Linked DNA regions of Mus musculus: region 1 is linked to region 2. Evidence: chromatin loops called from intact Hi-C (ENCODE). Cell type or tissue: heart. All regions are shown on one strand. Links, peaks and the distances in the headings refer to the core of each region. The heading gives the core; the rest is flanking DNA. Region 1 has its middle 59 kb from the start of Marcks. Region 2 has its middle 86 kb from the start of Gm26535.

What was found. Hi-C counts contacts between places; a loop is a spot of excess contacts. Peaks named below come from ENCODE experiments on the same cell type or tissue, not always from the same donor. Only the 100,000 strongest peaks of a DNase experiment are listed, where the experiment ranks them.
Region 1: it touches region 2 in a loop (1.8-fold over the local background); 3 of 42 quality-filtered maps call a loop at or near these places.

What each region holds. Positions count from the first base shown.
Region 1 is chr10:37,073,582-37,085,751 of GRCm38, forward strand. No RefSeq gene overlaps it. Among named protein-coding and RNA genes, the nearest start is that of Marcks, 59 kb to the right of the region's middle. In heart, for the core only: no CTCF peak of the experiment used is centred there; DNase peaks (open chromatin) are centred at 4,360, 5,080 and 6,210; H3K27ac peaks cover 2,213 bases.
Region 2 is chr10:37,227,118-37,239,287 of GRCm38, forward strand. No RefSeq gene overlaps it. Among named protein-coding and RNA genes, the nearest start is that of Gm26535, 86 kb to the right of the region's middle. In heart, for the core only: no CTCF peak of the experiment used is centred there; DNase peaks (open chromatin) are centred at 4,964 and 9,264; H3K4me3 peaks cover 670 bases; H3K27ac peaks cover 4,177 bases.

The DNA of each region.
Region 1 (12,170 bases), core at 1,824-9,823, 150 kb before region 2:
AACAGGCTCCCTCCTTTCAGCAGACATGATCAAAGCAAGGGATGATGCAAAGGAGAGTTGGCTGGTTCTAACTGGGTTGGTTATCTAGTTATCAGTACAGCTGTGGTGCAGTCACCTAGACGTCATTTAAATGTATTTGACTGTTTTATGGCCCACAAATAGTGAAATGGGTTTTTGTGAAAACATGTCATGGTATGTATGTTCACTTTTTTTTCTTTTCACATTGACTATAGAGATTGAATGAGGTGGATCACTAAATGTTTCAAGATGAGATTAAAGGGTGTGTTGTGTGTTTGTGTATGTGTGTGTGTTAAATTCAACCAGATTAGAATTACTTTTGGTAACCAAAGAAACCATCACAAATTATTAATAAAAGAAATCTACATTTAAAAAAAAGTGCCAGACAATCACAGCTATTTTGCATAGTGAGGTCTAGAGCCACATTGCATGACCTCGTCTCAAGAAAATAAAGCCAAAACAAATCCTAGAAATGATTATAAATGCTCCAAAAAAAATTGCTGAGCCTATGTACCCCAAATTATAGATTCAATTTAAAAAATTTTTTCCAAATGTGTGGGTCTTTTTAAAAACATTCTATGGAATTATTTATTTTGTTTACACATGATCAAGGGTTGGGGTTTTGCAATAAGATCTGACATGCATACAAATATGGAATGCCAGTGTTTCTGAGTCATATCAACTCCTGGGCATGTCTTAAGTTGACTCCTTTTCATCCATTTCCCATTGCAATAGCTGGGTTCTAGGATCTACTGCTTTTCGCCAGGACAGCCATGATCATTTCTTCTTTACGGCCTCTATCCATGTTGATAACCTCTATCTGTCACTTAAACACAACTCACTGAGCTTCACATTCAAATGTGTGTTCATGTGTGCTGGGGACCAATCCTAGTTCCTCACATACGCCAAGCACATTCTGTAACTGAACTGCACCTCTAGCCTCCAGACGAATTTTCAGGAAACAGAGTCTTGTCCATATTAATTTTTTTCTCAAGAAAGTTTAGGAGATCTCTGTTTCCACAAAACAAATTATTAAACAGCCACTTGGCATAAGATCCAGTTGAAGACCTCTCCATCTTCTGGACAATGCACTTCAGGCAGAATAACTCTCTCCGTCTTTTCATACTCTTTCTCCCACTGTCTCTACACTGATTTCTTTTCTAGATGACTGTGGTCATGTCTTATATCATGTCTAAGAACATCCTCCCAAATGTAAGAGTCCGTGCTCAACAACCATCGACGAAAACCTCTTTGAAGTAGGTTACTGATGCTAAAGGCCAGGGGATTCAGAGGACAGAGCCATACTGGGGAATGGGACAGCTGAAGAGACTGCAGTTTGAACTGCACCAACAAGCCAAGCAGAATTTAAAGGTATAAGTAATAACTTATCATCATCTCTTGTGGTCCCAGGGCTTAACTGGATCAAGTGGTTCTCACCTGGACTCTGAAATACAGTCACAGTGCCTGGTGGCTCGAGATGTTTGAGTGCTCTGCCAGACAGTGTCAGAGATGTTCAACTACTCTGCTCAGAGCAAGTATGGTAGAGACTTCTGTTGGTTGGTGTCTTAGTTAGGGTTTTACTGTTGTGAACAGAAACCATGACCAAGGCAAGTCTTATAAAAAACAACATTTGCTTGGGGCTGGCTTATAGTTTCAGAGGTTCAGTCCATTATCATCAAGGCATGGCAGTATCCAGGCAGGCATGGCGCAGGCAGAGCTGAGAGTTTTTTCATCCAAAGGCTGCTAGTGGAAGACTGACTTCTAGGCAACTAGGGTGAGGATCTTATGCCCACACCCACAGTGGCACACCTACTTCAACCAGGTCACACTTATTTCAACAAGGCCTCACCTCCAAATGGTGCCACTCCCTGGTCCAAGAATATATAAACCATCACAGTTGGCCATATATTTTACTCTGTGCAGCGGTCCAACTATGAAGCTAGCTTCTGCCTGCCTGTTCATCTAACATGGTCTCAGGTTAAACATTTCCAAAGCCCAGATGTATGTGTCACGAACACTGAGCCTTAGCCTTAGAAACCACACATCTTCAACTTCCAATATGTAGCAGCCTAGATGTACTGGAGAAGAGGAAGGGCCCACATTCTCGTTGTCTCTCTCTCTCTCTGCCTCTCTCTCTCTCTCTCTCTTACTCTCTTTCACACACACACACACACACACACACACACACACACACACACACACACTTACACACACTTGTCCAATAAAGTATAACATAATTAATATTAGGTAAATTCTAAGACAAGATGTGAAAAACATTGTCTACCTTGCTTACTAGAATACTGAGTCCTAAATTTTTCAGTTTCTATGCAATCTAAGGTCTTGAAGCCTCCACACTATGAGGAAGTCTGAGCTAATCAATGGAGGCAGGCTTGAGAATGCTTGAGAGTACACAGATACCCTGAACAAGAGACCAAGCACCCTGGACACAGCCTATTAAGGGAAGTCTACAAATGAGGAGAGATAGGAACGGGTCATTCCCTGAGACAGTCACGGAATGGGGAGGGCCCAGGGATAGTAACTATACTCTGTCATTTATTTAGTACCATTAATCAGAACTAATATGGAATGGGGCTGTGAATTTCTAGTTTACTTCTGGAATAAGGCATTGAGTTTCTTGGGTGGCTTTTATCAGGCAGAAGTGTTATCAAGCATTTGGGAGTCCCTTTTGTCAGCTCCTAATTCCATTAACAATACAACTTAAAAGTGGACTTAGAAGGAAGCTTTAGAACCATTTTACTAGAGTTTGAGAGAAAAATAAGAGGACAGTCAAGGCGTAGATCCCAGCAGCTGTGCGAAGGAGGGAAATAGGTAAGAGGAAGGGAGTACAAATAAGCAGAAGCCATCAAACAGATGTGCAAAGGGCTTAGGGTCCTCAGCGAAAACTGTGGGAGAGTACAGCCCCTGGGATTTGGGTCAGTATCCAAAGAAGGAGTAAAAAGGAAGGGAAAGGAAAAGGTACTCCTTCTGAGTTAGGACCCTGGCAAGCAGGCAGGCTTAGCACTCAGGATTTGCAAGCAACTGAATCAGGGAGGGGCTTCTGAAGGTAAAATACATTATCTCATTACGGGGATAATTCACTCCACCGGCACACACACACACACACACACACACACACACACACACACACACACACACACATACACACACACACACACACACACGCACACACACACTCTGGTTTTAGCAGGAATTCGGGTAAATCAGCTTTTCTGAGGAGTGGCCCTCTGGCAGGCAGAGTGGACTAGTTCCTACAGAAAGGGACAATAGTTTTTCCTTGTTAGATCTCCAGTTAGGGTGAGTGGTAACCCTAGATCCTACTTTCTGGGCTAGGAAGGAGTTGTTTCCCCTTCACAGACCTCCACAGGGTCTCCTTGCCTTGCCTTCCTCCTTTTGGTAAGGCACATTAATTAACAAGGGGCAAAGCTGATTATGAGGGATGGAGTCATCCTCCAGGCCAGCAAATGTGCTAATGCCTTGAGGCATTAGCTAATGCTAATGAGGCTATCTACCACTAGGTGTTACCTGCCAACACTAGAGAGGCCTTTACCCCTAAAGTCCCTTTGGACTTAAAACTGAAGGAAAAACAAACAAACAAAAAAACAAGAGATCCAGGCTCTCTGTGCTGAGGTAAGAGGATCTCAAGCATAGCGTTGTACGCAAATGGAATAAAGAATATCCGTGCCAGTAACATCAGATCTGCCTTCTCATTCATTTCAGAACAAGCTCGGAGTAGTTCATGCCTTTGAAACCTATTGCCTATTGCCTTTAGAGTGACTTTAGTGTAAAAACTTAAAATAGGCTGATGATCATGTCTGGAGCAAAGGTCACCCCCAAAGATGACACCTAAGCTGCACCCATTCCGTCTGTCCTCCAGCCTTGCTAAATATGTTTCTAAAGCACAATGTCCTAAAGGAACAAAGTTCCTCCCTTGACATCAGTTCAAGAAGGTCAAGAAGACAACACTAGGACAAGTCATTTGAGTGACCAGACCTTGCTTTCAGACTCCACAGTGGGGTCCTGGCGTCTGGAATAAACAAAAGCAAGAGAGGAGAGGAATGGAAACCAGCACTGAGGGCCAGCTGGCTGCATCCGAGGGTGGGGTTTGGTGGAGGTAGGTAACTAGGACCCCTCCTTCAATTCAACAAACACCTTCTGGAGCCTGACTCTCCAGGACGCTGGGTTTTGCTACAGGGAGAGTCAGAGCCACACCAAAGGCATGGAGGCTGAGCTGTACCTCTGGCCTGGGGGAACTACCAGCTGTGCTCTGGGGTAGAAGGTAGAGTGGGGGTGCAAAGAGCCTGCTAAGGTCTACAGCCCAGGAAACCCCTGTGGCACCAACAGGATCCTTCAGTGTGCACCAGGGCAGGTAGAGGTCTGCGGCTGTATACCACCCAGGCTGGCCTCAAACCCTGTGCCACCATGTCTGACACTGTCTTGAGGGTTTATCAGCATCCAACCATGTGACTTTTACACAATGCCTATGGCAGTCTGGAGAGTGGAAAGGGTCTTTTCTCCCTTTTGACTAAACGATGAGTAAGCCACACTTTCTTGTGTTTGAAATGGCTTTAGAGTGTAGAAAAATATCCACACGACCTGTCGGTTGGTATTGAGTACTGATAGCTACCAAGGCTGGCAATTAGAAAAGAAAAAAATAGCTTGGGTCAGGAAAGCAAAAAGGCATCCAGTCTCTTAAGACACAAGGCTCTAAATACCTCCCAGGGTTCCACAAAAGGCCATGCTTGTTTTTTCTTTTGACTTAACTCATCCTGTTTCTGTTTCCAGAGCCCCAATGCAAGTGGAATTCATCAGCCAAAAATACAAATAAGAATAGAAACGGGGAAAAAAAATCTGCTTCTTCTAAAGACTTTTAACGTGCATTCAGCTTGCTGTTACTAGATAAGGACTAAGTCCTTTTCTGTGCTGGGAACCCTAAGTAGTCACATAGGCCTATTATGTCTTAAATGCTGCCCGTGGCCCTGGAACAATGAGCCTGAGGTCCAGGAGCTGAAGCAGTAGGCAGCCTGCCAAGTTCAACACAGGCCAGTCTGAAGAGCAAGGCCTGCTGGGAGCTGCTTCCTGCTCTGCATAGATGCAGGGCAAAGATTTTCCATGCTGGCTTTCAGCATGCACGTTCCACACCGAAGGCCCAGACCAGTGATGACCTGTACTGACATTTTCCATGACATTCTTTGTTTTGTTTTCTGCTTGATAGTATAACTTCGGGGTTTCTTTTTTTGTAACAATCGCTTGGCAAAGATTACTCTTAGATGTCATAGGGGAGTCACCAGACACAGCTAGATTCTCCCCTGGGCAGACATCTCTTTTTTAAATGGAGCTTCATGGGAATTTACTGGATTATTTGTGGAGGAACCCTTTGCTGCACAGCTGTTGGTCAAGAATGTGCCTTGCTTGTGGAAATAAAAGAAGTGGCAGTGGAGCCTTATGATAATGTGCATAAGGAATTAAAAACTGAATTTAAAAATAGGAAATGCAGGGTGCTGGAGAGATGGCTCAGTGGTTAAAAGCATGGCATTGCTCTGAGCTCCTCCCTGATCCACAGTCACCTGTTAATGCCAACTCTGAAAGTCCTGACTTTCAGCTTTTTCTTGACTCTGGACGCCTGTACTCACCTAAACACAGACAAATACTCACGCACACACATTTTAAAAATCTTTTAAAATGGACTACATATTGCTTTATCTCCATTTAGAGCAACATTCTTGTAAAGTGCCATATTTTTTGCCTACATTTGCCTTCATTGGAGACACATCACATGCCCTTATAGCAACCAGGCTCAACCTCCAAGAGAATGGTTGATACTAATTGTCTTCTTTGCTGCACTTGGTGGCAAATGACCTGTACTGAGCATCCAGGAGTTTTTCACCCAGTACTGAACTCACATTGCTAGGTTTTCACGTCAGAGGAAATACAGCTGCATGCATTCACTGTGTGGCAGTCTCCAATACGACGCTTTCCAGGGGAGTTTTAAGATCAGTTTAGACTTTGCCTAATTTTTTTTTATGCATACATAACATGGATTCCACTTGGTGTGTGGCAGTGGTCCACGCCTATCCAGAGTGCTACTAACAAGAATTTATTTCCTTTGGGACATGTTTGGTATACTTCCAAAAAGTTCTTTGCTATGAGGACTCAATGAGTTTTCTGGAAGAGACAATTGCTGACTTTTGCCAGGAACCAAAGGCTCCTTCTGTTCCCTGAGCTTGGAAACGAGGACCATTGCTCCGCATGACTGCTACTCACACTTATGCAGCTTAAAGATATTTTATTGACTGTTTTGCATTTAGTGCTCCATCATGTAAATTACTGTACAGGTGTGCTGGCAGATCTCAGAAGATGTTTCCATAAGACTATTGAAAGAACTCACATGCTTTTCAGCAGACAAATCTTAACTGGGATATCTCTATACAAGGAAATATTATACAGCTGTAAAGAGAAATGAAGAATGACTTCTTTATATGCCCCTGTGGAAGACAAATAGACTATATTGCTAATATTTTAGGACATGAGTATAAAAATTCAAAATGAAACAAGAACTAATCTAATTTTGTATTAGGTTAATGGCAAATCCACTCAGTAAAAAAAGTTTTTCAAGTGACCTTAGAATATGAGGATTGATGTGTGTGGTGGGTAGATAACTGTAATCCCAGAATTTGGGAGATGAAAACAGGAAGATCAGAAGTTCAAGGTCTAGCCTGGACCACTTGAGACTCTTACTCAAAAACAAAAAACAGCATAAATAATAAAACAAGAATATCTAATGAAATAAGTAAATAAGGAAAATGAGAATTGACTAAAGGGCCTATACGTGGGTTATACTCTTAGAACAAAAAAGAAAAAAAGACACCCACAAATAATAATAATAAAAAGGGTACAAAGCTTCAACTCTTTCCAAAAATTGTATTAATGAAAGTGTTACTTTTGATCTTGAGCAAGCCACTAAGAAACATCCCTCCATGGCTTCTGCATCAGCTCCTGCTTTCTGACCTGCTTGAGTTCCAGTCCTGACTTCCTTAAGTTATGAACAGCAATGTGGAAGTGCAAGCTGAATAAACTCTTTCCTCCCCAAGTTGCTTCTTGGTCATGATGTTTGTGTAAGAATAGAAACCCTGACTAAGACAGGCTGTTTATCTTGGGATCAAACAACTAATGAGGTAGGCATCCTCTGGGCAGGGATTCTGAGAAGGTGGAGGTGGGGCTGAGGTCCAGACAGAACAAGGTGACTGCAGCACACAGGTAGTGCCTGCTATCCCATTCACTCCTACATTGTCACCTCCCTTCTAGATGCTAGCACCTAGGGAACTGTATGTGTTAAACGGAGTGGAAAATCTACTCCCCTGAAGATCTTGTATTATTGGCAAAAGCATATGTGGTGGTTTGAATATGTTTGGCTCAGGGAGTGGCACTATTAGGAGGTGTGGCCTTGTTGGAGTAGGTGTGGCTTTTGTGGAGGCAGTGTGTTACTGTGAAGGTGGGCTTTAAGAGCCTCCTCCTAGCTGCTTGAGGATGCTCAGCCTTCTCCTGTTTGCATTCAGAATAAGATAGACCTGCGTAGATGCTGCCATGCTTCCCACCATGATGATGATGGAAGGACTGAAACACAGAACCAATAAGCCAGCTCCAATTAAATGTCGTTCTTTATAAGAGTTTGCCTTGGTCATGGTGTCTCTTCAGAGGAATAGGAACCTTAGGTAAGACAACATAACCAGAAATTTATTGTGAAAACCAAAAAAGCTTAATAGAAGCCCCCAATACACATGTTTTAATTTCAAGTAGAAAATTTGCCCGGAAATGTGATCTGTAGCCATCTTACTGAGAGTTATATATATAAGCAAAGAGGTGTCGCTTGCTGTGCACTGGGCACTGTCCACTTTCTCTCTTGCTCCCTCAGAGCTGCATGAATGGCTGGGCTCAGTTTGGCTCTACATGGCCTGGCCTGGCAATGCTATCAGGTCCTTCGGTGGGGGGTATGTCTAAGTAGTGATGCAGTTAAGTTTGCTTAGCTTACAAGGCCTGGTACTTTTCCTGACTGAGGAACTGGGATTGAATTTATATATTTTTATGACTGCAGGCTTATTTCCTGATTTTTCAGGTTTAAAGAAACAAATCAAAATAATAAACTTCCTTATTCTCTTTTGATTGACTCTGTGGTGACAATAGAATTAAGGAACAGCTGCTCAAGGAGGCAGCAATGAATTATTCTTGGCCTACTGTGGATGGCAATAAAGCCCTTGACTGCTAGAAAATGAAGCCTTCTTTGTGGCCAACACTCCCTAACCCTTGCATTATCTACCACCACAATGCTTCTCCTTTTGAAGTGAGGAATGACCTAGAGAATACTGAGCCAAGTGACTTATAATCAGGAGAAACAAGCCAGTAGCAGAACTTCTCAGCTGTATGGTCTCATAGGCACTCCATCCTGCATGTCTGCAGGTTCTGTGGGTACTACCAGCTCTGAATACACACACACACACACTCACACACACACACACACACACACACACACACACACACACACACACACACACAGGGAAAAATAGATGCCTGATTTAAGCATGTACATGCTCTTTCCTTTTCATTGTTCCTGAAACAAAATAGTTAGCAATAATTTATATAGCATTTCTGTATGTGGGAGGATTTGCACGGGTTACAAGCAGAAGCGATTTGAATAACTGCTGGCTTGCTATTTGCAAATGGCCCTGGACCCTGGCCTTCAGTCATTGAGGCAAGCTATAGTGATAAACCTGATCTATGTCATTTCTCCTGCTCTTTCCCAAGTGGAACTCTTGATAGCTTCCTGCCCCTCTGCTAGTAAAGTTTTCAGGCTGGATGTGGTAGTGCATACCCATAATATATGGATTTGGCAAGTGAAGGCAAGAGAATCCAGAGCTTGACATTGTACATCCTGGATCAGCCTGGGCTACATGACAGCCTGCCTTAAAATGAACCCCAAACAAACTTTTGCTTTTTGACACATACATTCACCCTGAGCTATATGTAGTAGAGTGCGTTATTATTACACTGCTTTGTGCATCTTAAGCCGAGGGTCTGGAGTATCATTCTGGCTTCCTAGTTAGATTCAGTGAGTGGTGTTTGGGGACTGAAAATTTAGCTTATTTCCTGTACATCATTTTGCGGGTGGCTGTGATTTTCTGAAGTTGTGCAGGGTCGTTTTGAACATTTTTCACATGGATTGGATTTACATAAGGGCTCTGGAGATTGCTGAAGCAACCATACCTCAAGAAAGCTGTGTAAGATAAATGGGTTGTCAGAAACCCCTGAGGAAGGAAAAGGACAAACAGGTAGAGAAGAGAGGCCAAGGGGAGAGTTTGGAGTGAAGAGAACTTAGAACTGACCAAATAGTTCCCCGTGTTAGGGAGCAGTAAGGAGAATTTACTGGCTAAAGCATAAACATCAAATCTGTGCAGTTAAACAAAACCGATGTGTAGGCATTATGGCACAGACCCGCAGTCCAGCACTCAGGAGGCTGAGGCAAGGAGAACATGAGGTTAAGACTGGCTTGGGCCAGATAACCAAACCTTATCTTAAGAAAAACAAGTGATCCTAGGGGTGGGAGGGAGGGAGGGAGAGGGGCTCAGCTGAAAAACTGCAAGAGACTAAGGGCCTGAGTTTGATCCCCAGCACACATGGAAGAGCCAAGCATGGTGGCATGCACTTGTGACCCCAGCATGAGATTGGGAGAGAGAAAAGGATCTCTGTAGCTCACTGGCCCTTAAGCCAGAACTATTCAGTGAACTCCAGGTCCCAAATGAGAGACCCTTTTTCAAAAGCAAGATGAGAGCTAAAGATAGTTCCATAGGTAAAGACATTTCCTGGAACCTACCTGATGGAAGCAGAGAACTGACTTCGTAGGTTATCATCTGTCTGCCACGCATGACTTGTGGAAAATGTGCATGCGTGTCCTGTACACATGTCCATGCAGAAGAAAACAAATCTTTTTTTTTTAAAGGTGGATTGCACATGAAGGTGATCTCTGCCCTTCATATCTATGCTGTATGCACCTTACACACATCCACACACCATCTCTTTCGATCTCTCTATCTCCCTCCCTCGCCCTCCCTCCCTCCCTCCTTCCTTCCCTCGCTGTCTCTCTAACACACATATCTACATATGACACATACATACACATGACACAATACACCTATTCATGACACCCAAATGTCTTACAAACACACATACACACCTACAGATGACACAAGCATACACTCAATTAATAGATTATAATTGAAAGCAGTAAAAAGTTGGTAGCTTAGATCTGCAAAAGGATTAGATAGACGTGGCAGGTGAATCTGTGAGTGGAGAACTGTGTCATTAGAGAGGAAGCTCCTGTTTGGCTCTTAGTAAAAAGTCTGGAGGAGAGAAGACTAGAGAAGGTACCGATATTAACAATGGCACTCAGAGGTCCAGGACTTCAATCAGGTTAGCAGCAAAGTCCTTTCTATACTCATGGAATAGACCTGGGAGATAGCAACTACAGGGGTAGAGCCAAGGCAGAAGAAATACCGAAGTACCAAGTCAGAAAAACAAGAGGAAAGTAGTATCATGGTGATGATGGAGAAAGTGGGGAGTAGGGGAGATAGAGGTGATTAAAAGGACAGTTGCTGAGTGTAGAAAAGCAAACTACTTCTTTTTTTTTTCATTTTTTTTCTTTTTCTTTTTCTTTCTTTTTTTTTTTTTTTTTTTTTTTTTTTTTTTTTTTTTTTTTTTTTTTTTTTTTTTAGTTTTTTGAGACAGAGTTTCTCTCTGTATCCCTGGCTGTCCTGGAACTCACTCTGTAGACTAGGCTGGCCTCGAACTTAGAAATGCTCCTGCATCTGCCTCCCAAGTGCTGGGATTAAAGGCATGCACCACCACTGCCCCGAAGCAAACTACTTCTTAAAGGGGGACTGTCAGCAAAATACTGTGGCATATATAGCCTTTCCTAGAGGTAGGTCTGAAGATAAGCAAAGAGTTTTTGAGGGTGACCCCAAACCTCCCAGGCAGATGTGCACTGCCATATTCACATTCTGATGGCATATGGCTCACTAATGAGTCCTTTAGCTGGATCTTCCAGGGCACCAACCCCTTGTCCTTAGAAAGTTGTATGTGGGGATTTGAAAGGAGGTCAGCATGGAGGTGCTCCTCTGAAAGCCAAGGCCACTGGGGAACTTGGCATATTAAAACAAGAGAGGTGCACTGTGCCTTGAAGCCTTCGATTTTCTCAAATGATAACGGAAAGCACTGAATATGTTCATAATGACCTTTCATGTAAATTCTTCTTTAAAGGTGTGTAATTGACACTACTAACCAAACTAGTAATGTAGAAACCCATTTGAGTGGTTCAGGATCTCTTGCAAAATTAGCCTTGCTTTTTACTGTTTCTTAAAACTCCATGACTTTTAGGAAACATTTTGCCATTAGCCCATCAACCTTCCATGAGCCAATATTCTTTAAGGCACTTTCAGAATGCTTTAGCCTTCACAGACTCAAGGTGCAAGCTACCTGGGTCACCTCCAGCTGAGTCATTACATACCATACACCATATACAAAGAGGAACTCGGGGTGGCTGCTTTTCAGTGCTGTATGTCACAAGTGGGCCCTTCACAGACAGATTCAAAGAGTATTTATTCTGTCTACTGTGGTGCACTTCCTGACTGGTTCTTTCTTATTTGCTTCAGGATTTCAGAGAGAAAAATTGCTTAGTGTGGTTCCCACAGAAAGAATAAAGTTATTAGGGAGGGACTTCACAGCTGTGATTCAGGGCCATCACAAAGCTTTCTTTTCCTAAGAGGCTACCATCATCACCATCTTATTAGTACAAGTCCCTGCACATTCTGGGAGCAAAAATCACAATATACTGTCTTAGGGTTTCATTGCTGTGAAGAGACACTATGACCTTGGCAACCCTTCCTGCTCTCCCAATGAACAATTTAATTTCTTTATTTTTTTCCCACAAGCTTTGAATTCAAAAATAAGAGCCACAAACAAGTCAGCTATTAAGTAAAAAATGGAAGTGAACACAAAGGAAAACTATACAAAACTTTAAAAATCTGACTGCCCTGCTTGACCTCCCCAGAGGGACAGAGACTCGGGCAGCCTGGGCAAAGCCATTA
Region 2 (12,170 bases), core at 1,666-9,665:
GCTCATAGACAGGCCTGATTCTGTATGTTCACTACAGAGCATCAGAGCATCCCTGGAGCCATTTCCTAATCATTTGTGTGTCATTTTCAGTGGTTTGACTAAAAATGGCTTCAATAGTCTCAGATATTTATATGCTTATCTCCAGGGAGTTGTACTAATTAAAAGGATGATAAGGATTAGGGGGTGTGGCCTGGTGGGATGAAATGTGTCACTGAAGATGGGCTTTGAGGTTTCAAAAGCCACTCCAGGCCCAGTGTCTCTCTCTGCTTTCAGATCAAAATGTAGCTGTCTGCTACTTCTCTAGCACCAGGCCAGTCAAGAAGCACTAGAAGTTAAAGGTGACATTATATATAAAGTAGCCAATAGGCAGAAAGTAGCCACTACATGTTAGTTACTTGTGTTTTTCATGGACACTACTTGCTGGTTTTTCAATCTGAAATTCTTACCTTGCTCACTGTCTCAGAAAGATTCTGACAGATTGGTGCCTCCGTTGGGAAGTTTCTTTCCTTCCTCAGCCTATGGTAGGCTCGCCCCTGGGATGGTGTTGATATCTATAAGTACTTCATAAACCACAGTTTGTGTATTTGTGTCCCTTGTTAGTCTCAGGCTTTTGAGATAAGGACAGTGAATTTGGGGTCTCTAGCATTCATCACAGTGTCAGGAAACTGGAAAATGCATGTTTATTCTTGGAAGGCAAGGCTTCAAGCGATATAGACGGGATGAGATGACCCAATGACTTGATTTGTCTAGAATGGTCTTCATTACACCTGCCATGGCAGCACAATTTTTTTGGCTCCCTATTTTATTTTCAGAATAGTCCTGCTTTGTTAAAGGCAAATTGAAAACTTCCCACAGCCTTTAGAAGGCTGGTAAAGACTTGTTCATTGAACTTCCTTTCTTGTCAGAGCAAGGCCGTTAGTGAGTGACATCAGGGCCTGGGAAAGTCACCTTGCACAAGGAAAATCCCTTATGACTTGACAGTGGCTAGTTTCTGAGTGCTGAGTCACTGGCTGCATTTCCCAAAAGAGAGTTAAGAAACAACTGCCCACTGTCTCAAAGGGTATGGGCTCCTGGAACCTACTACCTGCTCAGCTTTGAGTATCATCGGGAAATTGCCTTTGGGTGCTGGTAGACCCCATTTGCCATGCTTCCCCGGTGCCTCAGCAGCTCTGCCCTGCTGCAGAGCTTTTCAGAGTGGCTCTGTTGAATGTCTCTGGTGTTCTCTAGGTTGAGTCTAAAATGGAAGAAAATTGGCTCAGGACTGAGTCCAAACTTCACTCACCTCTGAGGTTTCCTGTTACCCAGGAAAAAGAGGTTTAAATGACCCTGGAAATCTGCTTACTGGAATCATCCATGAAGACTTCAGAGAATGTGTCAGCCATCACCTTGGCTGATCCTGCAGGTCCCCTGATTTTGGAAGAGAGAACGGGGGTGGGGGGGCATGGGGTGTCTTTTCTCAATGTTCAGGACCCAGTTCAGAAAATTCCCTAGACTGCCACATCTAATTTTTAAAAACAACTACTAATGCTACAACTTAAAATTAAGTTAAAAGATGATTTATTTATGTTTGTCTCTGTGTGTATGTTGGTCTCTTCCCAAACCTGGGCCTTTTGTCTCCAGTCTTGTCAAGGCAGAGGACACAGGCATTTGCCCACTGCCTGGATTGTATATGGTTGTTAGAATCCAAATTCTGGTCATTGTCAGTATACACCAAGAACTTTTATTAATTGCTGAGCCATTTTTTCCATCCCCAATGTGGCAATTTGCCTAAAATGAGAGACCTTAAAACAGTGCTTAGAAGAACAGTGCTCAACTTCCAAATACTTTGAGAAACAAAAGCAAAACCCATTCCAGTCACCCCCCACTCACCAAGGAAGTAGAATTGTCTGTATCCTATATATATATCCGTGTCCCCAGCACACCACCACCCCTCCCACCTTGCTTATAAGTTTTTCAAAAATTACAAACAGGTTTCCTTCCTATTTCTTTCTTTCATCTCTCAGTTTCTCGCAAATACTTAGAAATTCAAAGCAGCAAGCTATTGATGCTGCTGAGTGATTTGACTTGCTCTGCTCCACTAGGACAGGAACCTTAAGAGACATAAATGTGATGTAGGCTACCATTTGAATCCCGGGAACAACATCTAGTTCAACATGAAGAGGAGAAATGATGCACATTTGGAGTCGACACTCTGAAAGTCAGTCCACTGGCTTTTGAGATACAGGGAACTTTGCTTAGCATTTGTTTAAAAAGGGAAAGACACATTTTGAAATGTGAGGCATACTGTGAGTCCTGGAATATTCTATGGTTGATTTCTGGCATTACTAAAGTTTTCTAATTTTCAAATATATATGTGTGTATAGTATATATTTATATATATATTACATTTGAATGTTATAAAAATAATCCACACGTACTGAATAAATATCAAATAGTCATACAAAAGTGGGACTTACTTATCATGAATTCATGTCTGATTTACCTTAAGGAATATTTCCTTCACCTGGCATGGTGATGTAGGCCTGTAATCCCAGCAGTTTGGGAGTCTAAAGCAGGAGGATGGAAAGTTTGAGGATAACTTGTATTACAAGATGAGTTCAAGGAGCTACCTGGGAAATTTAGTGAGACCCTGTCTCAAAAACAAACAAACAAACAAACAAACAATCAAACAACAAAAACAATTAAGAAATGAGGCCACAAATGTGGCTCAGTGTGTACAAGTGCTGGCTAGACAATGCACTTGTCAGAGGAACTAAGTTTGTCACTGGAATCCAGGATGGAAGGAGAGAATAAACCCTCAAAATTGTTCTCTAATCTCCACATGTGTACTTTGGACACACATATGCCAGTGTTCAATGCAGACATACTCATACACACATACATAGCCATAAACACACACACACACACACACAGACACACACACACAAAGCCATATATATACATACATACACACATACAAACATACACACACATAGCCATAAACACACATACAGAGCCATACACACACATACACACACATACACACACACACACACACACACACACACACACACACACATACATAAATTTGACATAGGGCCTCAACATATAGCTCAGGCTGGCCTTGAACTCACAGAGGGTAGCCTGCTTTGCTGCTTTGCCTCTAGAGACCTTCAAATATTCAAATATTAGGATTGATAATATGTGCCATTAGGCTTAGTAAATTGTCAGATATACGTGAAGAGGCCATTCAAAGTAAAATAATAAAATTACAAATGGAAAATTTTCATTTGCTCATCTTTCTCCCTCCTTTCTTAAGACAGGCAATCTCCTTTACAAAATACTCTCTTTATTACCACCCCCCTGAGATTAGCTCAGAAAACAAGTGGCTTTACTCTGGGTATAGAGCTGTGTGTGTCATATGTGTGAGTGTGTGTGAAGACTTCCTGTACTCTGTAACCTTCTGGTCCTACTTACTCTTTAGCCTTAGGCTTATTACCTCTCCCACCTTTTCCTGTTAGGAAGCACAAGGTAACTGTCTAAAACAGCTCAAAGGCTACTAAAGCCAGATAGTGATTTCACTCACCTAAAATCCTGGCCCTCAGGATGCTGAGCAGTAAGACTGAGAATTCACGTCTGGTCTGGATTGTGTATAGACAAGAATCAGAAGAGACCACTTGGCACAATTCTCAAAAACAATTGGAGAAGCTGGCTCCATCTGCACTTGGTAGGCATACATTATTTTATTAATTGCATGTTTGTGGAAGTGGCAAAAAGACACACTATGATTGTGGACATGTCTTTTTAATTTTTTAAAATTAAATTGTTTATTTATTTAGTGTGTGTGTGTGTGTGTGTGTGTCAGACTACAGCTTTGTGGAGTTTTTTTTTTTTTTTTTTTTTCCCCATTCATCTTTACACGGGATTGAACCCAAGGTAGTCAGCCTTGCAAAACAAGCCCCTTTATCTTTACCACTGAATCATCATCGTACCAGCCCTTCTTACCAGATTGTGGACATTTCTTAGACTTAGTCACAAAACTAGATTAGCAAAGTTTCCTAAATATCTTTCTAAGTAGTTATAAAAAATACCAGGCTCCCTCCCTTTGGGGGTTCCTTCTGAGGACCACTTGCTGAAGAAGAATGGGTGACAGAAGAGGTCAGTGTGTCTTGGGTGGTCTAGACTTTGTTCTGCAGTGAGTTAGTCTAGGCCGCATTCTAGCCAGTCATTTCCCCCATGTACCCAGATCGAACCAGTCTGACCCAACCCAGGCTCCCGCTCAGCTCTACAGAGTGCTCCACGCCTGGGGCAAAGTGAAGGCTTGGCAGCTATCAAAGTCTTCACAACTTAGAAGGAAACTAATAAGGGCGACCACACACCAAAGATGATTTTCTTTGTTTTGCTGTTTTTGTTTGTTTGCGTATTTGAGACAGAAACTCACTTTGTTTACACCCCAAGCACTGTGGTTACAAGTATGGACCAGCATACCTAGCTTGGATGGCATAGTTTAGACCTGTCAGAGCATGTCAAAAATAAAAATAATTAAAAAAAATGGAGTGACTTTGAGCTTATTGTACATATTAGTTTATTATAGTTTCAAAATTATTTAAAATTTTAAGAATTTTCTACAGTCAATGAAGGCCCTGTGCTAAGCAAACAGTTTTAAATTGCTGAATCCCTGTTACAGCATGTGGAAGAGAGCAACTTTGCTCTGAATACACTTTCGTAATAAAAATGTATTTAAGACTGAAGTTATTTCATCTTGTTTGACATTCATAATTAGTACATATTCAGTAATCTGTAGTTTTTAAATGCCTAGGTATGACTGGGGGAGGATGGGGGAGGGAGAACTGAGGAGGGGGGTTGTGGGCAGTCAGAGATTAGCATGGCAGGGTTGGCTCTTCCCTGCTGTAGAGCAAGGGCATCAGCAGTTTAGAAGGGGAAGTAGGCTTCAAACCAAACAGCTGACGCTGAAATCAGCTGGTGGCGGGCCTGGGCGGGGGAGGGGCGAGGGGGAGGAGGGGAGGGGGGAGCGCAGCCTGACTTCCTCTTCATTCTTGTTCTTTCTGCCTTTGTCCAGGGTTAGCAGCGCTTCGATTCCCTATTCTGTTACCCAGTTCCTGGGAAGACACCCTGCCCCCATCCCACCACCACCCCTTCCACTCTTCCTTCTGGGGCTTATCTGCTCTGGCCAGGCAGTTGCGTAGTGAAGATATGCAAACTGTGAAACACACAAAAGCACCTTAGAGACATCTAGAACATTTGCACTAAACACACGCAGGAGAATACAGCGCAACACATTACAGCCTCTTGGGCTCATTTTATTCTGCTGACTTGGAACCAACAGGGAAAACCCCTACCGTCCTTTGCAAGTCCTTTTGTTTTTTTAAACTTCCTCTCCAGACAGCAGAGCAAGGGTAACTAAAAAAAAATCCAATTCTTTACGATGTCTTTTAGTTATTTTGTTTAAATGTTTAACAACTTGTTCATGAAAAGTCTCACAAAAGTACAAGAAAGTCGGCTACATTGTTTAAATCTTATCTCACATTCCCTGCACGTCAGTCAAAATGGAATTACAGCACATTAAGATGGCTACTATCAAAACCATAAACAGAGCCAGAAGATTCCAAGTGTTGGAGAGGATGTGGAAAAAGCAAGATTTTGTTCACTGTCAAGGGATTGCCTATCAACAGTGGTGTGGTGGTTCTTCAAAGGCTAAAAAGGAGGTGGACATGGTAGGGCACGGTGAGACGTGCCTTTAATTCTAGCCCTGGAAAGGCAGAGGCAGAGTGATTACCAGTCCCACCTCTGACTTGAGTACATGCTCCCAATGAACTGGAAAATGGAAATTAAAACTATGCCATCCTTGAACTCACAGCAGACTTCTTCTCAGGCTCAACATGGGAATGTTCTGGAATTAAAGGCTTTAGAGATCATGCCTTTAAAGTCTGTGATTCACACTTCCAAAGAGATAGTAGTCTTAATGCAGGGAGTCCTGATATCTGCTGGGATGGTGATGGAAAGTTATAGTCATGATACTAAATGAGATCAGCTGGTCAGAGAAAGATCTCCTTACATGTGGATCCTAAAGCAGTCAAATGCATGAAGGCAGAGTGGAGTGGTGCTTGCTAGGGGCTGGAGGAGTTGTTCAATGGATCCGGATCCTCACATAAAAGGCCTAGGGCTGGGCATCTTGAGCTTGAGACCAACCTGGCTAAATAGGGAGACTGTCTCAAGACACAGTTGTTTAAGTAGAGAAGATGAAAATAGTTGAAATGGAATTTAAGGATGGAAGAATAGCAATGGAATAGTTCACACCAAATTTTGTGTTGTGCGTATTTTCCAATTAAAACTAATTTTAAAATGGCTAAGATGCCTTTGTGATAGCTCACTGGGTAAAGGTTCTTCCTGCCAAACCTGATGATGTAAACTCAAGGCCCAGGAGCCACATGAAAGGAGAGAATTAATTCCTGAAAATTGTTCTATTAGTCTATACATGTGCACACACTTACACATACACATTCTCTATCTCTCTCATACACACACACACACATACTCACACACATACACACATCATCATGAAAAGTTTTAAGGGGTAGTTTTTCCCACAAAAAAAAAAAATACATAAAGCCAAAAATAGAGCCTCAGGTTTCATAGCTTCATGTCATCACTTAATACAAAAGAACAGCAGGTACATTTATCGAAATTAGAATTTAATGTTGTGGACCACATGACCCCACACCACCCCATCCCCCACTCCCCCAGGCAAGGTTTGAAATAACACTTGTTGATGTTGAATGGTTCAAGGAGTACATGTGGTTGGACAACGTCACCTTGTTCTTTTCAAGACAGAGAGAGCCCGGAGAGCCTGGCAGACAAGCCAGGAGAGGTGATGCCACTGTTACCTAACCCGGTCAGCAGTGTGCTCTACTGTGCCCACTGGACCCTGTACTCTTCAGGGTCCTGCTTCCTCCTGGTCGAAGCTACTCCTGTAAATGGCTACCCACAAAACTGAGTTGCTGACTCTGAGAACAATCCCTTGCTATGTGAATTAACACCAAGCAGGCCTTCAGTGTGATATGGATCTTCTGACATTTAGGTTACCAGGCCAGTAGTAGCATGGGTTATTAGGAGAGAAAGCTATGATTATTAAGGAGGTTATTTGGCAATAGGAAAAGCAGTAAGCATGCTTTGATTTCAGCCTCCTCTCCCTAGGGCCCACACATTTAATGATATCTTTTTACGCTGCACTAGGACGTGGGGAGGAACGGGTATGATTATCTCTACTTTATAGAAGGTGAAACCGAAGCACCGGAAATCATTTGGCTTTGGGACAGTGACTCACTGGTCAGGTCAAAGCAGAAAACAGGCTTCCAGGCTCCTAGATCCAGGGCCTTCTGGCTGTAAATAGTTTGCTTCTCTTCTGCTGATCCTATTCCACAAAGCCAAGCCCTGGAGGTTCCAAGCAACAGGAAAGGCTTGTACTCCCATGACCGCTCTAAGCAGAGAAACCCCCTATTGTGGGGTGCCTGTCAGGGCTGAGAAACTAGTAACTTCAGTGTGACTTGGAGAATGTGAATTTTCCTGATTTCATTTGAATGGAGGGGTGGGGAGAGGGAGGAAGTGGGGGGGAAGACAATTAGAATTTCACTGCACTCCATTTTCTTGGCATGGAAGCCTCAACTAAGGGTAGGCTTGCTTCAGTGACTCTTCTGTACAGAGACCACCCTGTGACCCAGAAATGCGGTTTCGCAACAAGCAGATGGAGGTTTTCAGAGGTCCTCTGCTGGGGCAGCTAAGTATGACTGAGACATCCCAATCCCAGAGACAAAGGTCAGACCTATTTTAATCTCTGAGTGAGGCTATTACTCTGAGACAAGGCCCCTCTTGTCTGAATGCCTTCTATTTTCAGTGATTCACAAGTTCACTTTTCTTTCATCTGGGAGAGCAGAGACACATCTACTCTTTTAGATTTGCTTGGGAGTTAAAATATCCTCTCCTCATTCTTCACCAGAGTGTTTTCTTTCAGTCAAAGGATTCTTCAAGCAGGGAGCCTGGGGGATTCCTGGGGTGTTTAGTCAGCTTGGAATGTGAACCCCTAGAGGAGGAAGCTAGGAGGTAGAGGGAGTGGGGCTGTTGCTGGCTTGGATGTCCCATATTGCATCCAGTCAATAACCTTGAGTGCAGGTTAGCGTAGGTGACTCTTGGAAGAGGTGACCAATGCTTCAGTAAGCTGGTCATAGCCATGCTTGCCCCTAATGTTGCTGAAATATGTACACAGTTATGTTTTGCTGTGGCAGTTGGTAGGATTAGATGAGGGATGGGAGGGCTTTGCTCCTTAGCATGGGCTTACTGTCCGCTTTGGTTAGTGGTCATTGGCTTTGCTTTCTGTTTATGAGTTAGTTCTCTAAGGGAGTGCTGCTTTATGGAAACCTGCTTATCCAGTTTTCATCTATGCTATTTTTACCAGTTGGTACTACTGTGCAGGGAACCAAACTGTCTCAGACATGTTAGACAAGGCCTTAGTATTGAGCCACTTCCCTGGCCCTATTGTGTTTGCAAATTAGTTCCTCTCACCTTACTATGTTTTCCAGGGAAATCTCCAAAACTTCTCTTTATAATTCATAATAACCTCAGTATGATGTGGTCAGAGAAGGGTTTGAGCAGTGTGGCTAGCCTTCATCTTCAGAGGATGTAGCTAGAGTGCTAACAATGGTAGACTCGCATGGTCACATGCTCTGAGCATATTATCTATCTGACTCTGCTCAAGAATTCTATGAGATCATTTCGCAGAATTCAAAACAAGATTTAGGATGCGAAGCAAGTTTTTTTGAAGTCTTGTTAATTAGCTGGTTTTTAGAATTAGGATTCCATCTCACATCTGCAGACCTAGAAGGATAGTTCTGAAACTGAAAATTAGTGTTGCAACGCACACTTTGAGTTATTGTTTGGAGGGTAACTTAAAATCATGTGTTTCCGGGATTTTCTTCTCTTTCTTGCTGCCTCTTTGAGAGAAATCAGTCCCTGAAGTCAGTGAGAATTTGAGTGAGCTGCCCTTTCCTTTTGTTTATAAGAGGAAGTGTGAACTTTGTGATCCCTCCACACATTCTGGCCACTTCCCTAAATCAAAGGAGAAAATAACCTCAAAACCATGGCTCTGATGCATGTTTTGATACCTAAAGGTCAAAAATCAAAGACCCTGCTGCTTGCCACAAGGAAATAGGAAGAGAGCATTGTCCCAAAAATGCCAGGAGCTGTTAATATATATAAGCAGTTTTGAAGGGGGATGTTAAGAAAGAATTAAGATTCTGTTTCTGAGTTCTGGCTCCGATCTGATGTTTAGCAGTAACACCCCAGTGAAACACCCAAGGGGTTTGTGTCAACACTCCTCCAACAAAGTAGAATTACAAATTGGGGCTCTCTTAGCTCTGCAAAGGGTTGCATACATGTACAGCTTTTGCTGTGGGCTGTGGCTACACTCTAGAGCAAGTTGGAGAGTTGAGCCAATTTCCCTGAACTTCAAGCCAAAAGGACAGTGGCTTGGCTTTAATTCTGTAGTAAAGGTATTTGGAAGACTGCAGCACTTACACACATCTGTATCGTTTCTTGGCATAGACAGAGTGACTTTATGTTTAGGCCCCTTCAGATGAGATACTCTTCAGATCCTTTTTTTGGTTATGAGATTTATCTCTGCTAATATAACAGGAAGCAGCTTCATGGTCCATGGGGAGAAAGGGCCAAGGCCTGAGATGTGTTTCTTAAGTCTCTGCTGAGGTAGGAGAAGGATACAAACAGTTCTCAAATATGCACAGAAGACTCACCGTGACAGTTTTAAGAGGTGAGTATGGCTTGAGTTCACCAAAGGCCAAAACAACTTGGGGTTCCAGTTAGATCAGCATATTTTGATCAGATCAGCATATTTCCTTTCTTTTTTCCTCTTCAGTACGAATATTAGATTTATACACTCTTGATAAAATGGATCAGCAGACAAAGAATTAGGTTTCTTTATGGCAAGTTTTTCAATGCAATTTGTTTTATTTGTTTCTTTTTCTGGCTGCTGCTTCTCCCCCAGCCAGTGCTCTTTTGTGTCTTTCCACCCACAGTGTCTTCCTTCCTACTTTCCTGTCACCTGACTTCTGGCCCTCTTCCTTTCTCAGCACCTTTTGCTCAGGGTCCCTCCTAACCAGTTTCTCGGTTTATACTCACATTATATACAAGCATGTGAACATCAAGCTAAGATCCACATATGAGACTGAACACGTGAGTTTTATGTTTCGGTGTTAGGGTCCCCTCACTCAATATGATACCTTACAGATCTGTCCATTTCCTGCAGTTTTCATTTTTCTTTATAGTTGAGTAGAATTCCATTGTGCATATTTGTCTTTTCACTTTCCAGTTGTTTGTTGATGGACATCTAGGCTAGTTCCATATACTTGCTGTTGAGAACTATGAAGTAATTAACACGGATACACAAGCGTGTCTGTTGTAGGCTAAAGTCCTTTGGATAAGTGCCTGGGAGTGCTATATATGGGTCTATTTTTCATTTTTTGGGGAAACTTTCTACTGATATTTGTAGCAGTTATAGTCCTGCTAGCGGTGGGTAAGGAATCCTCTTCCCCATACCCTTGCCAAAAATGGAACCCTGTTGTCATGTTTTCTTACTCACAGTTATTATTGGGGTGAAATGGACTCTTAGCTCATTTTACATTTGAATCTTCCCCAGTGGCTAAAGGAGTTGAACATGAATTTATATATATATATATATAGTTGGACATGAACATACACACACACATTTGTTGACCATCTGTGCTCCTACTTTTGAGAACCTCCTGTTTGTTTCATTTATTGAAGGGCAGTTTTATGTTATGGGTGTTTTAATTTTTGCAGATTTTAACACAATCTAGAAATCACCTCCCTCCCCACCCCCATTATTGGCCATTTTCACCCTGGAAGAGTGTCTCCTAGAAGGGCTCCAGCAGGTGGAAGGAAAGGGTAAAGTACATATTCCTCACAGGGAGCATTGTGCTGATGGTGGGACCTGCTGCTTTGTATCCTTTGATTCAATCATGTGTGGGTTAAAATAGTTTGAGGTGATTCAAAGTACATGGGAGGAAGTGACTTGAGTGCACCAGGCCCCTTCCTATAAGGTGCCTAACTGAACATCTGTACATTTTGGTTCCTGTGGGAGTTTAATGGAGAGTGTTAAGTCTATAATGAAAAAACAAAAACAAAAACAAAAACAAAAATAAACCCCAAAAACCAAAAACCAAAAACCAAAAAACCAAAACAAAAAACCAACCAGCCAACCAAACCAACCAACCAAACAAAAAAAAACCAAACTAAACCAAAACAAAAAACCAAAAAACATTATTTTTAAGCCTTCATTTTTAAATTGTTTTGTGACTTAAGTAATATGACTGTACTGGCTGGTTTTGTGTGTCAACTTGACACAAGCTGGAGTTATCACAGAGAAAGGAGCCTCAGTGGAGGAAATGCCTCCATGAGATCCAGCTATAAGGCATTTTCTCAATTAGTGATCAAGAGGGAAGGGCCCATTGTGGGCGGCGCCATCCCTGGGCTGGTGGTCCTAGGGTCTATATGAAAGCAAGCTGAGCAAGCCAGGGAAAGCAAGCCAGTAAGTAACATCCCTCCATGGCCTCTGCATCAGTTCCTGCTTCCTGACCTGCTTGAGTTCCAGTCCTGCCTTCCTTTGGTGATGAACAGTAATGTGGAACTGTAAGTTAAAAAAAAAAAGACCTTTCCTCCCCAACTTGTTTCTTGGTCATGATGTTTTGTGCAAGAATACAAACCCTGATTAAGACAATGACGTTCAGTTACTTTAAAATGAAGTCAAAATGGCACTTTGCTGGGCCAGTCCTACGGAGAACAGCCCATGCCTTCAGATTCTATTTTCTTATTTTTTTGTACATTCAGACTGCTTTCAAACAGAGTGTAGCCACATCACATGAAAAGTGGCATGCTTACGTCATTTAATAAAGTGATGGATTGGAAGAAAGATGACCCTAGGACGTTTTTATTTGGAGATTTCAGGTTCCTTAAAAACTACTCAGGAACATAGAAGAACACAGACCATTCTGAACATAGAAAGTCTGGTAAAGACTGGTTCCTGATGTGACACCCTGTTATAGAGAGCATCGAAGACCCACTGTTGGCCAATTGATTAGTTGAGA